Regions from separate parts of the Homo sapiens genome. Here region 2 is linked to region 1. Evidence: chromatin loops called from intact Hi-C (ENCODE). Cell type or tissue: heart right ventricle. All regions are shown on one strand. Links, peaks and the distances in the headings refer to the core of each region. The heading gives the core; the rest is flanking DNA.

Region 1 (6,109 bases), core at 2,256-4,755:
AAAAAAGAGGAGAGATGGACAAAACCAAGACAGCAGAAGTAGCTATTTGAGGGATTTCGGAACCCTTGACTGACAGTCACTTCCTGGGACAGTCCTGATTTTGCTGCTCTTTCCCCACCTCTTTCTTTTCAAGGCTTACTCCCTACACACTTACCCTAGCTCTAACCCTTCCTGCTGAGGGGCACCCCATTCACAAGGCAGCGGATACCAGATGTGAGGAATGGAAAGAAAAACGTTGTTACTTGATTGTTCTTATGAGTTATACACTCAGGCTCTTGGTTGGAGGGCTCTGATGTGAAAGCTTGGCTTCAAATCCACTGAAAAACTAGCATGATTGAAGTGGTGAACTGGAGATAGGGTGGGGGTGGCCTACCACGAGGACTAATTTGTTCTTTAAGTTTATCTAATGGTTTGTAAGGGTGGAAATATCTCTGGGGAAGTGTGATGGATTCTCCTAGGAAACTGACTTCACCAAATAATTCTTTTGAAACTGTTTTCAGAAAGGAGACAAGTGGCATGAATCTATTTACAAAGAGAATCACCTCTGTGTCTGTGACCCGAGAGCCATTCCCGTAGTGATACAACTTGGACATTTGTTCAGGAGGCAAGCGCTCACGCTGAGTGATTTTCAAAGCTGTTCGAGGGCATTTATCAGGCTTTTAACTCTAGGTACTCTTTCCCACGGTGTGAAGGCCAAGAGAAGGGATCCTGGGCTCTCTTCCCCGGCCCCAGGATGGGAATTCAGGGGGAAAAGGTCATCTACTCTTATCCCACAAAAGAAAACTTATTCATCAGTTGTCAAGCTAAGGAGCTTCGGAGTCCACAAATAGGGAAATTGCTAAGAGCTTATCAGTAGTGTTCACCCCCCAACCCAACCTGGGGCCACATGGAGAATGATGTTGGGGGCACCAATCTTGTCCTACTTCAGGTGAAAAGCAGGGGTGGGGGGTTCATTCTGAAGGGCTCCTTTGTTAAAATTCCTTCCAATTCCAGGAAAAACATGCACTCCAAAGCCATTATCTCTTTTACTTCTTACTAGGGGACTTCCAGGAAAGAGACAGAGGGAGCGAGAGAAAAAAAGAGGAGGGCAGAACAGCTGCAGTGAATTTAGTCGCCTCTCCAGTTGCTTTCCTTGTTGCAGAATATTTCACATCCCAGGATTTTCCTTCTTGTCCTCTGGACTGTTGATACACCCAAGATCTTAATATCCTTTCGATCACAGGTTAAAGACATGGGGTGGGGCCGGGGGTTGAGGGAGCAGAAAATTGTATTTTAAAGTTTTGTTCTATTTGTTTTATCAGCAATTAAAACTTTTTGTGGTCCCTACCCTGGGCCATGAGGCCACCCTGCTGTGAATTCAATCCAGCCTGACCAGCTAGGACAATGATCATATGAATTAATGGATCTTGATAGACCTCAGTTCCCCTCTTCTCGCCTCACTGAGCACAGCCCAGGCTTCAGTGGCTGCACGTGTGAGCATCCACTCCCACACTCTACCCAAATCACATGCTGAATTCATTGCACATGTGAGCCGTGCTGCACCTGTGGTCTGGAGATACCAGAGTAAATGTAGCTGTGCACCTCCTCTGGGTGTCAGAGGACCTGAGGTTGCTCCTCTGCCTCAATGAGGGGATCTTCCTTCTTCCCTCACATCTCTCCTCCTCTTTGAAGTCGGTAGCATGATTTGGACCCAGCCTCTTGGGAGAGGTGAAATACTCTTTCACTTTGGAACAGCTGAGGTTTGCTCATGGAATCGGAGGTGCTGAAGTCACAAGATCGTGGTGTGGGTGACGCTGGCGTTTCTTAGTAATGAGCCTTGCTGACACATCCCAGGAGAGGAAGTTAGGTTAGGGCAAGGCAAGTGAATGAAATTGATTAAAGGCTGCAACAGATTAAAAAAATTAATGTACTTCATTTAGGGTTATGATGTCTTCTTTCCTGGGTTAATCCATAGGCAATGTGGGATTAGGGCTCCTTAACCTACACCTGGAAGATTTCACGTCAGAGGAAGGTAAGATAGGGGAATCTGTAGGGGCTGGTCTGTGAGCCAGCATTGAGAGTTTAAATTGAGCCCCATAAGGAAAGCCTTCCTTATCTCCCATAACTAGGAATTACGATGGTGTCTGAGGAGGGGAGGCCTCTGGATGCAGGGTTTACTGTAAAACTGAAGGACAGCAAGGCTGATGCTCACAAGTGAGGGTGGAACAGGTATGGTAAAAGTGCTTTGCATTCAGCAGTCACTCAACAATGACTGAATTAAAGCTATTTTGTGATAAACTTTGTTTGATAGGCTACTGCCCCAGAATGTTTGCAAATATGCTCATTTTTGAGGTTCACAGCTGTCCTCTCCTTCCTGAGGTTCTACTGAGGCATCATTTACCTCCTGGTAGATGTGAGATGTGGTGATCACTATAGGGTAGGCAGCTTGGAAGCAAGGATTGGTGAGCAGTCTTTTGTTCTGAGTTACTACTGCAATGTAGGCCAAATTCCTCTAATTTTTTTTAAAAGACAGAGTGTAGATATTGATATTCTCATTTCCTTTGGAGCTAGAGTAACCCAGAGTAATAAAACCCCTTGGGCAAGCAAAGCAAACACAACTCAAGACAAACCACTTGCACGAGAGGCTTCAAATGGTGATTTAGATTTAGAAAGTTAAGTGATGGGATCTTGAAGACCACATATTCCTTGGGAAAGGCACATGATCTGGCCAGCCTGAAATGCATCATCAGCCCCTTTGAGGAGGTCAGTGACCCATGTTAATGTAAGGTATAAAATTCCAGGTTGTGGAATTCGGTGGTGCAACTCATGAGGGTTCCTACATTATAGCAATCTTTAAATGGTTTGATAAAGTTGAGAGAGAGAAACAAAACTGAAGATTCTTTTTTCTCTCTGAGTAATGAGACTCTTGGATGAAAGGCTTTTTCTATATATGGTTTTTAATCTTCATTTTCCACTTTCTGGTACCCAGATCGGCGCAGGGGAGATCTTTAACTTGGATAGCAGTTTGTATTTCTAATTCAGCCCCAGATTAGTCTCCTATTGTGTATATGAGATGTTGAACACAAAAGAAAACTGCCTGAGAGTGTGAGTTGTGGAGGTGGCTGGGCCAGATGCTTGCCTGAGTGATGAGCTGCAGATATCGGCTCAAGTGGAATACTAAAAAGGGCTGGTACATGACTCCAACATCATTGAATTTCCTTTTTCTCCTGCCAGTGGACATGACAACTGAGGATAAGGTGGCTGGGAGACCATGAGGGCAAATGTGACACAAGGCAGGAGTCTTGCCCGAGCTTGTCAGCTGGTTCTTATTTCCTCATGCTGCAGGAGCCTTCTCTGGTAGGGCAGAAAGACAATGAGATCTCCATGCGATTTTATGGATCAGTTTTCACTTTTCCAGATGCAAAGAGAGGAGCCATAATTACCTTGCATATGTTTTGATAGCATCCCTTGGGCAAGTGGAAGGGGTAACTCACAACAGATAAACTCTGCTTTTGCTCCAGAAATGTCTCCTGCATCTGCAACAGGGGGGTGTTGAGTGATGCTATAGGCAGCTGGAAGGGCTCATTTATTTGACCTAATTATTCCCAGTGTAGACCTGACTCATCATAATGGGCTCTTCTTCAAAGGAAATGAGAGCCAGATTGTCTCCTTGGCAGCAATGGAAAACAAATGCTATCCACAGAATGGCTGTTAGATTAAAAAAAGGTGCAACTTGCCTTTGGGGCCAGCTGATGTTTAATGATGTTACCAAGAATAGAGGACTGGAAAGAGAGTAGTGTCAACTTCTGACATTGTAGCTTTCTAAAAATGTTCTTAATAAAATTAACTTACCATTGGATGCCATGAACAAAAGTAACCACATACTCAGAATCCAAGGAAAAATGGAAGCCTTGGGGTGTTTTTATTAATAATCGATGAAATCTCTATGGGTACAATGGAGGACTTTTCACATAGAGACCTTATTATTTCTTAATCCTCTTGGATGCTCTATTGAAGGATTAAAATGATCTTTTTTTCCTAAGGGATGGAGAAATGGAGAAAGAGAGTTGAAATAACTCTCCTATTACCATCAAGCAAATCAAACACAGAATGGGACCAGCATGCCACATTCCCTCTGTGAAGCCTTGGAGTGCAACTGCATTAGCTCAATGGTGCATTTCACAACGTCACAACTTCATCTCAGATCATCACAAATTGTCCATATTGAAACCTGGGTGCAATGAGAATAATCACTTAAATTTTCTCTGGTCCCACTTTTCTGCTTTACAGTGGTAGTTGAGAATGTCATACCCCTAAGGACATGGGGAAGATGTGTCCTTGACTGATTGATCCCTGTGACACAGTCTGACACTTTGCTTTTGTTCAGCAATTCTCAAAGCACTGGATTGCAATGATGCCCTGTTGACAGCACTGTTCAAAAGTCGACCTGTTGTTGCTGGAACCTCCAAGAATACAGTGTTTGATCTCAGCCAGGATCCTGTCTTGGAAGAGGAGAGGGAATCCCAAAAACTACTTGTGAAGAAGATCCCATTGTTCAATCAAATCCTCGTCACTGTAGCAATCCATGCATGCCATTGCAGTTGGCATTCTGACACGTGTACACAGTGTTTTCATCTCTTCCCTGGAGTTGCAGCCAAAGCCTGAGATTCCTTTCGACACGACCCTGAAAAAACTCTGGGTTTGTGCTCCCCTCTGCTCTGCAATAACATACCAGCTCTGTGATGTGGCCAATGTTTACCTAGTTGGTGGGAGGACTTTTTAATATCAAAAGGAAAACATTTCTTCTGCATTCCACATAGGTAAGATGTGGTTTGCTGTTGTGCAGGGATAAGGATTTGGGGTGGGGAAGGGATGAAGAAAAGAAAAACAATCCCCCCACCCATGTTTTTTTTTGAAATTTTCAGGGCTAAAGTGATGGGTCAGAGTAGGTGAGCAAAAAAAAAAAAAAAATCATCAAGCAATGCGGGAAGATGAAAGATGAACAGACTTTGTTTTAAAGAGTCACAGTCATGACTGAGCATATGTTTCCTTTGCATTCAGTTCCAAAAATAGATGATTAGTAGTGAGAAGCAACTGGTTTCTGATACTTATCAGAGGTCAGTTAATATCATTTCCAACTGTTGGGGTTAGATATAGGGTAGGCTGTATATCTAATGGAAAGAGATTATAAAACTTCATGGTACCTTGGATTATATTTCACAAAGCTGTTTCTGGCCAGACAAAGCAGTTAGCTAAGTAAGAGGAATTTGCCCAAGGATAAAAGGGGCTGGTAAGTTGTAGTGATCTTTTTAGATACTCTCTGTTTTAAATAGTATGAATACACTGGCAGTTTATCAGTTATCATGGAACAGTGGGGGCCAGGGAGTGAGGGATGAGCAGGAGGGGACACACTGAAGACCAATTGGGTGAAGAAGCGGGTCCAGCTGGGTATAGAAATCAGTGCTCTATTTTCTCCATAGACCCCACAAATGGTAGCTTGCAGGCTAGAGATTCTCTGAACCTCTAATGTTACCTAGAAACCTGAAGAGGCTGAGGGTGCCCTGTTCTTAGGGAAAGAACAACCTTGCTTTAAGTTATGTTGTTAAATGTTTTGTCAGTTTGATTTAGTTTGTTAATTTCTCCAAAGCAGAATCTGCCAAGGACATTCCCAAAGATCTACTTACTTATTAGAGAAACCAAGAGAGTCCCAGCAGCACAGAGGGATCGAGAAGACTGAGAACAGAACTGGAGGTGAGAATATGGCCACAGGAGACCCCAGGACTTAACAAATGCACTGGTTTGACTTATTTTCTGGATATTTTCTGGATGTATATACTGCCTTTACTTCTCTTTAAAATAGGGGCAGTGCTAGAGGTATTGACGTTTCTTGAAATGTTCACAAGTCCTTGACACAGACTTCAGGGACTTGCAGTGATCTATGTAGACTGGATATGCTTCAAGTGGAAGGTTGTTGACTTTATTTTGGTCCCTAGGGTTAACATCCCACCTTATGGATTATTCAAGTTAAACTCTCAACAGCTGTTAGGGCTTTGTACTTCCACAGAGCTCAATCTTTCAGTTGACTGCTCATTGCTGAGCCCTGTACCATGCACTCTGGGAGTAATATAGG
Region 2 (6,109 bases), core at 1,448-3,947, 220 kb after region 1:
AACAATTTTGAGGACCTGTGGTGTAGGCTATAATAGGATTCTACCTGCATTTGATCTTGCAACCCTAAGTCAGCTGCTAATTAGACTGCATATTTATCTTTTTCTCCTCCGAAGTGCCTATTAACACTCAGCTGCCCACACACAAAAAAGCCTATGCAAACAGCTTCTACCAAGGCTGCTGTCCCTTCTGGTGGCTTTCCAGACCTCCCTCACACAATTTTCTTAATTATATCTTCCACCATCCCCAGCTGTACCCCTGGAGCAGCTGCCACTAATCCTAAATAAATATTTCCTGTTCTCCTTAGAAACAATTAAACTTAGCCTTTACCAAACCTTTGGCATCTGAGGCTCACACTGGTGGTGGTGCAGCAGTTGCTTTTTGTCCTTGTAAACTGAGCAGAGACTAATTCTATTCTTAAAGTCCTTTTTCTTGAAACAGAATCGCCTCTGCTGATGTGTCTCTAACCTTTTGGTTATGCATACTGAATTGATAGCTTAGAAAATCGCTCACAGCCGCTTTCTGCCCTCCAGGCAACATAGAAACATAGAAAGAGGTTGTGGGCCTGGGGCTGATTGAGGCTCAAGCAGAGCCTGACTTTTCTCCGCAGCAGTGGATGCTGATGGTCGGAAGCATTGGTTCCCAAACTTGGCTGCCTTTGGGAGTAACCTAGAGAGTTTTAAAAATGCTGATGCTTGGGCCCACTCCAAGAAATCTCATTTAATTGCTCACGGAGGTGACCATGGGCATTGGGATAGTTAAAAAGCTTCCCAGGTGACTGGTCTAAATGAACTCCCTTCACACACTTCCTGGCTCTCTGTCTAGGTCCATTTTTACCCTGTTTTGGTTCCCTCTGATTGTCAGTAAGGCCAAGGCAGAAGAGATTGGTATTCAGACCTTCTTTGTCAGCCTAGATCTGCTTTTAACTGCAGGTCTAGCCCAGGGAAGAGAATATCTAGCTGGTATATTCCCTCTTCCCCCGAGCCGGACCTCTACTTTCCTTTGCTTAACCACTCTCCAATTAGCACTTCCTAAGAATTTTCCCAAGAAACACATTTAGTTCAAAGGGACTCCCATGATGGTAGAACAGTCAACATTTCCATAGTTCCAAATGCAGTTGCCAGTATTTGACCCTGGGGAAGTCTTTAGGAGAGGGTGCTCTTTGGCAGGCAGCATTATGTCTGTGCAGGCCGTGCTGTAGCTCAGCACGGCCTGCAGAACTAATATGCCTTCATGTGGCCCATCTGAGCTTTTCTCTGCAGTCTTTCAATCCCTCTTCTGAGGCCCCACTTGCTGTGTGTTGAGACTAACTTTTAGGGATGCCTTTTCTTTGTCCGTTATCAATATGAAAACAGCAGATCCAGTGAGAGATGTAAGTTTGTCCTGTGGCTAAGCACTGAGAGCCTGGCTTCAGGTAGTCCTGGGCAGTCTCTGTTCCACCACTTCTTAGAGGCTGCCAAGCCAGCCTTTGGAAAGTCTCCTAGAAGAGTGAGAAATCAAATCGTTGCAGAGTGGCAATTCCCTGAAAGGCAGCTCATCCATCATTTTGACTTCATTCCATTTACAATAAGCACATTCAATTTTCCCTTTAATTAAGAACCTGAAAAGTACACCATCAGGCAGAAATACAGCCCAATGTGAGTTCTGGGTAAAATCTACGTGTCCTTGACAACAACAGCAATCTGAGTGTTTAGTTTTTCCTAGTGTTCCTGTGTGTAGAGTAAAGCAATAGTTTCAGGAACCACAGGTGGTAACTGTTGAACCTAATGGTTCTCCAACTCTCCTGGAGTGTGAGCTATCAGTCAGTCAACAGCATTTATTGAGCCTACACTCATTACTGAGCTGCAGAAAGCTTCAGAGTAAGTCAATAACATGTGCATTAAGGTTCACCATGATTCCCTTAAAGCTAATGTGAGTGGATGTGTGGGTGTGTATTCTCCCTTAAACATGTATGAGGTGATCCTGTAAACTTCATTCATTCTCTAATTCAGCTAACAGCTATTGAGCTCCTACTAATGCAGTTTACTGCTAGATTTTGAAAGAGTTGCAGAAATAAGACAGACGTTGTACCCACAGACCTTATGCTATAGCAAAACAAGGGAAAGGGAAGAAAAGGAAAGTTTAATGAAAGTGTAGTAACTGTCATGCAATGTTCTGGGCAGTTTACACTTTTTAGTTCATTTAAATCACACAGTAGCCCTTTGAAGTAGATATTTTTCATGCGCTCCTTTCTTCCAACTGGCTAGGAGATTGAGTAAGTTAACTAAGGGTACACAGTTCATAAGCAGTGAAAATGGGTCTGACTTCCTCTCTTCCCTTAGCGCTCCAGCGCTTCTCCGGGAGCATCCAAGGAGAGACACAAAGGTAGGGCATGAAGAGGAGGGAGACGTTTATCCTAGTTTCAGGAATTATGGAAGGCTTTTTCTAGATCAGGGACCCCAAACTCTTTTTAACTCTCAGTAATTGTTGATTGGGTATCTCTATAAGTGCCTAATACAAAACCTGTGGGGTCTTACCAAGGTGAGAGGAAAAGAACAAAGGTAGGAAAGGGGGAATAAGAGATGTGAGTTACAGCATGTTAAAGTCTGGCTGGCAGCAACTGCCGCTTGTGCACTCAGCTACTCTCATATCTGAGAAGTTACTTAGCGTTTACAAGTGGGTTTTCCCCCCTTGCTCACTAAAACCAGCTCTTAATCTTTAGATCAGTTTACCAAACACTCTAATGATAAGGCTGCTAATGAAACCTCTTTCCTGAGTACCCTGAAGGAGCTTGGAGAATGTTTTGGATGCTGCTTTTTAGATCTTTGAAGACAGCACCTTGGAATTCCCCACTCGGAGGGCTCCCCACTGTGCCTTCAGGAGCTCACAGAAATATCCCAGGGCAAAGAAACACATGGGGTTTCTCGAAATGAACTCACTACTTTCTATTATGGCCATGTTGAAAAATGTAGAACCTTTTCTTTGTTGTGTGTGTGTGTGTGTGTGTGTTTGGTTTGGAATAGAAAAGTGTTTTCATGATCCTTGGTGCAGGTTAAAAATAAATATTTTTTTTAATTCATTCATTTTCAATGGCAGTTTCCATTTATAATGAGCCAAGAAGCTCTACACCCTTTAATTTAATTGCCCTTCCCCCCATATTTCTTAGAGCAAAAGCCAAAGCCCTCACAATGGCCTACTTATTCAACATGATTTGTACCTTCTTCCCACCCCTTGCAGCATCATGCCATGACTTTTACTGACTTCACCCTTTATAACTTTCTTCTTTTTCATCCAGGAACATCCTGTTTCATTTCTGTTCTGCGCATATACTAGGCATGCTCCTGCCTCAGGGTCTTTGCACTAGCTGTTTCCTCTCCTGAAATGTTTCTACCCCAAAAACCCATATGACTCTTTCAGTTCCCCTTACCATTCTCAGCAGAGGCCTTCTCTGATCACTCTATTTAAAACGGCATTCCTTCCCATTCTCCTTCCAGACTTTAGTTTTCAAGAGTATTTATTACTTTCTAATAAACTAATTTACCTACTTTTTAAAAAACTTAAACCCCAGTAAAATGTAAGCCCCATGAAAGAAAAACCATGAGCATAGTACTCATGGCAGGGTGTTCAATATAGTTCCAGACAAATAGAGAGTGTTCAATAAATTTTTTAAAAAATTCCATAATTAACATTTAACATAGAGCCAGATCACCCCAGTAGCAAGGAGTATACCTACTTTTCGGGTCTTGTTTCTTTTATTTTTTTTTTCTTTTCTCCACATTCATTCTTTGTTTCTCCTGTGAATTGTCTGCTTCTGCTCTTTGACCATTTCTACTTATTTACTTACTTACTTAGTTGACAAATAAGAATTATATATACTTATGGCATAGAACATTATGTTTTGAAATATGTATACATTGTGGAATGGTTAAATCAAGCTAATTAACATATGCATCACCTCACTTATCTATTTGTGATGAGAACACTTAAAATCTACTCTCTTAGCAATTCTCAAGTATACAATACATTGCTATTAACTATAATATATTCACCATGTTGTACAATAGATTTCTTGAATTTATTCCTCCTGTTTAACTGAAACTTTGTGACCTTTGATTAACATCTCTCCAATCGCCTCCCTCTCACAGACACTCGGCCTCTGGCAACCACCATTCTACTTGCTGCTTCTATGAGTTTAACTTTTTTAGATTCCACATATAAGTGAGATAATGTAGTTTGAGTCTTTCTGTGTCTGGATTATTTAATTTAATAATATCCTCCAGGTTCATCCATGTTGTCACAAATGACAGGCCTTCCTTTTTTTTTTAAGGCTGAATAGTGTTCTATTGTGTATATATACCACATTTTAAAAATCCATTCATCCACTGATTGACATTTAGGTTGATTCCATATCTTGGCTATTGTGAATAATGTTGCAGTGAACACAAGAGTGCAGACATTTTTTCAACATACTGATTTTCCTTTGGGTATATACCTAGGAGTCGGATTACTAAATCATATGATATTTCTCTTTTTAATTTTTGAGGAAGCTTTATACTGTTTTCTGTAATGGCTGTATAATTTACATTCCCAACAGTGTGCAGAGTTCCCTTTTACCCACATCCTTTCTAATACTTGTTATCTTTCCTCTTTTTGATAATAGTCATTCTAACAGGTATGAGGTGATATCTCGTAGTGGTTTTAATTTGTGTTTCCCTGATGATTAGTGATGTTGAGCATTTTAAAACATATTCATATGGCCATTTGTATATAATCTTTTGAAATATGTTTATTCAGATACTTTGCCCATTTTTAGTGGGATTATTTATTTTGTTACTGTAGAGTCATATGAGTTCCTAATATATTTTGGCTATTAATCCCTTATCCAGATGTATGGTTTGCAAATATTTTTCCCATTCCATAGGTTGTCTCTTCATTTTGTTGATAGTTTAATTTGCTGTGCAGAAGCTTTCCTCCTTCCTTTCTTCCTTCCTTCCTTCCTTCCTCTCTGTCACCCAGGCTGGAATGCAATGGTATAATCACAGCTCACTGCAGTCTTGACCTCCCAAAATGCTAGGATTATAGGCATGAGCCACCATACCCAGCCTGCAGATGGTTTTCAGTTTAATGTAATCCCATTTGTTTATTTTTATTTTTAGTGTCTATGCATTGGGGGTTATACTAGATCTTGGTTTCTAATACCATTTCCTAAGAAAAAGTAGCAGGGCTACTTGGAGAAAAGGCTGATTCTAGAACTTGATAGAAAATATAGGAGATGAGCCTGAACTATATACAAGATGAGGCTGAACTATCTTGTAGTGCCAGAAAGTAAGGAAATACTAAAAAACCCCAAACCCAACCAACTAACCAGCCAACAAACCAATCAAACAAAATCCCAAAAATCCCTGTGTTGATGGGGGATATGTTAAAAGGACAGGAAGGCCAACTCAAAGAGCTCCCAATAGCCAAAGCTGGAACATTTTGAGCACAGATAAATAAATAAATAAATAAGTATAAGAGTGTTGAATTATAATGCAGAGTATGAAATAAATATTCATGAGTCCATACTGATATAAGTAAATGTGTGAATAAATACGTAAATAAGAGAGAAGAGACAAATCTCTCTTGCAGAAGAATTTCAAATAAATTATGTAGATATTCTGCCTCTACAGGAGGGCATGCTTCTTTACTCCTTAAGCGTGGGACGTACATAGTGCCTTTCCCTCCAAAGAGTACAGTCTAGAAAGGGTCAGGGAGTGGAGAATAACTTTACAGTGGAGGAAGCTGACAAACACTACCTCAGCCTGGTGTTCAAAGTCAGCATCAACAGTCATAAATCATGACGATAGTATGTACCCTTGGTACGATGTGATGAAAATGGCACTTTACCTCTGTGGTCTTCTTTTCTAAAACCCATAACTCGTTTAATTATGAGAAAAACATCAGACAAATCCCAATTGGGGCATGTTCTATTAAATCCTCAACCAGTACTCTCAAAACTTTCAAAGTCATCAAAAATAAGGAAAGCCTGAGAAACTGTCACAGCCAAGAGAAGCCTATGGAGACATGACAACTAAATGCAATGTGGCATCTTGGCTAGGCTGTGGAAAAGAAACAGACATTAGGGAAAGACAA

The links. Peaks named below come from ENCODE experiments on the same cell type or tissue, not always from the same donor. Only the 100,000 strongest peaks of a DNase experiment are listed, where the experiment ranks them.
Region 2: it touches region 1 in a loop (2.4-fold over the local background); 11 of 110 quality-filtered maps call a loop at or near these places.

Annotation. Positions count from the first base shown.
Region 1 is chr1:219,789,969-219,796,077 of GRCh38, reverse strand. LOC105372926 (a long non-coding RNA gene) reads left to right here. Exons shown (of 6, transcript XR_001738473.2): 4 at 501-4,799; 5 at 5,630-5,730. Among named protein-coding and RNA genes, the nearest start is that of SLC30A10, 140 kb to the left of the region's middle. RefSeq lists an enhancer at 1,589-1,738. In heart right ventricle, for the core only: no CTCF peak of the experiment used is centred there; a DNase peak (open chromatin) is centred at 3,263.
Region 2 is chr1:219,571,409-219,577,517 of GRCh38, reverse strand. No RefSeq gene overlaps it. Among named protein-coding and RNA genes, the nearest start is that of LYPLAL1-AS1, 17 kb to the right of the region's middle. In heart right ventricle, for the core only: no CTCF peak of the experiment used is centred there; no DNase peak of the experiment used is centred there.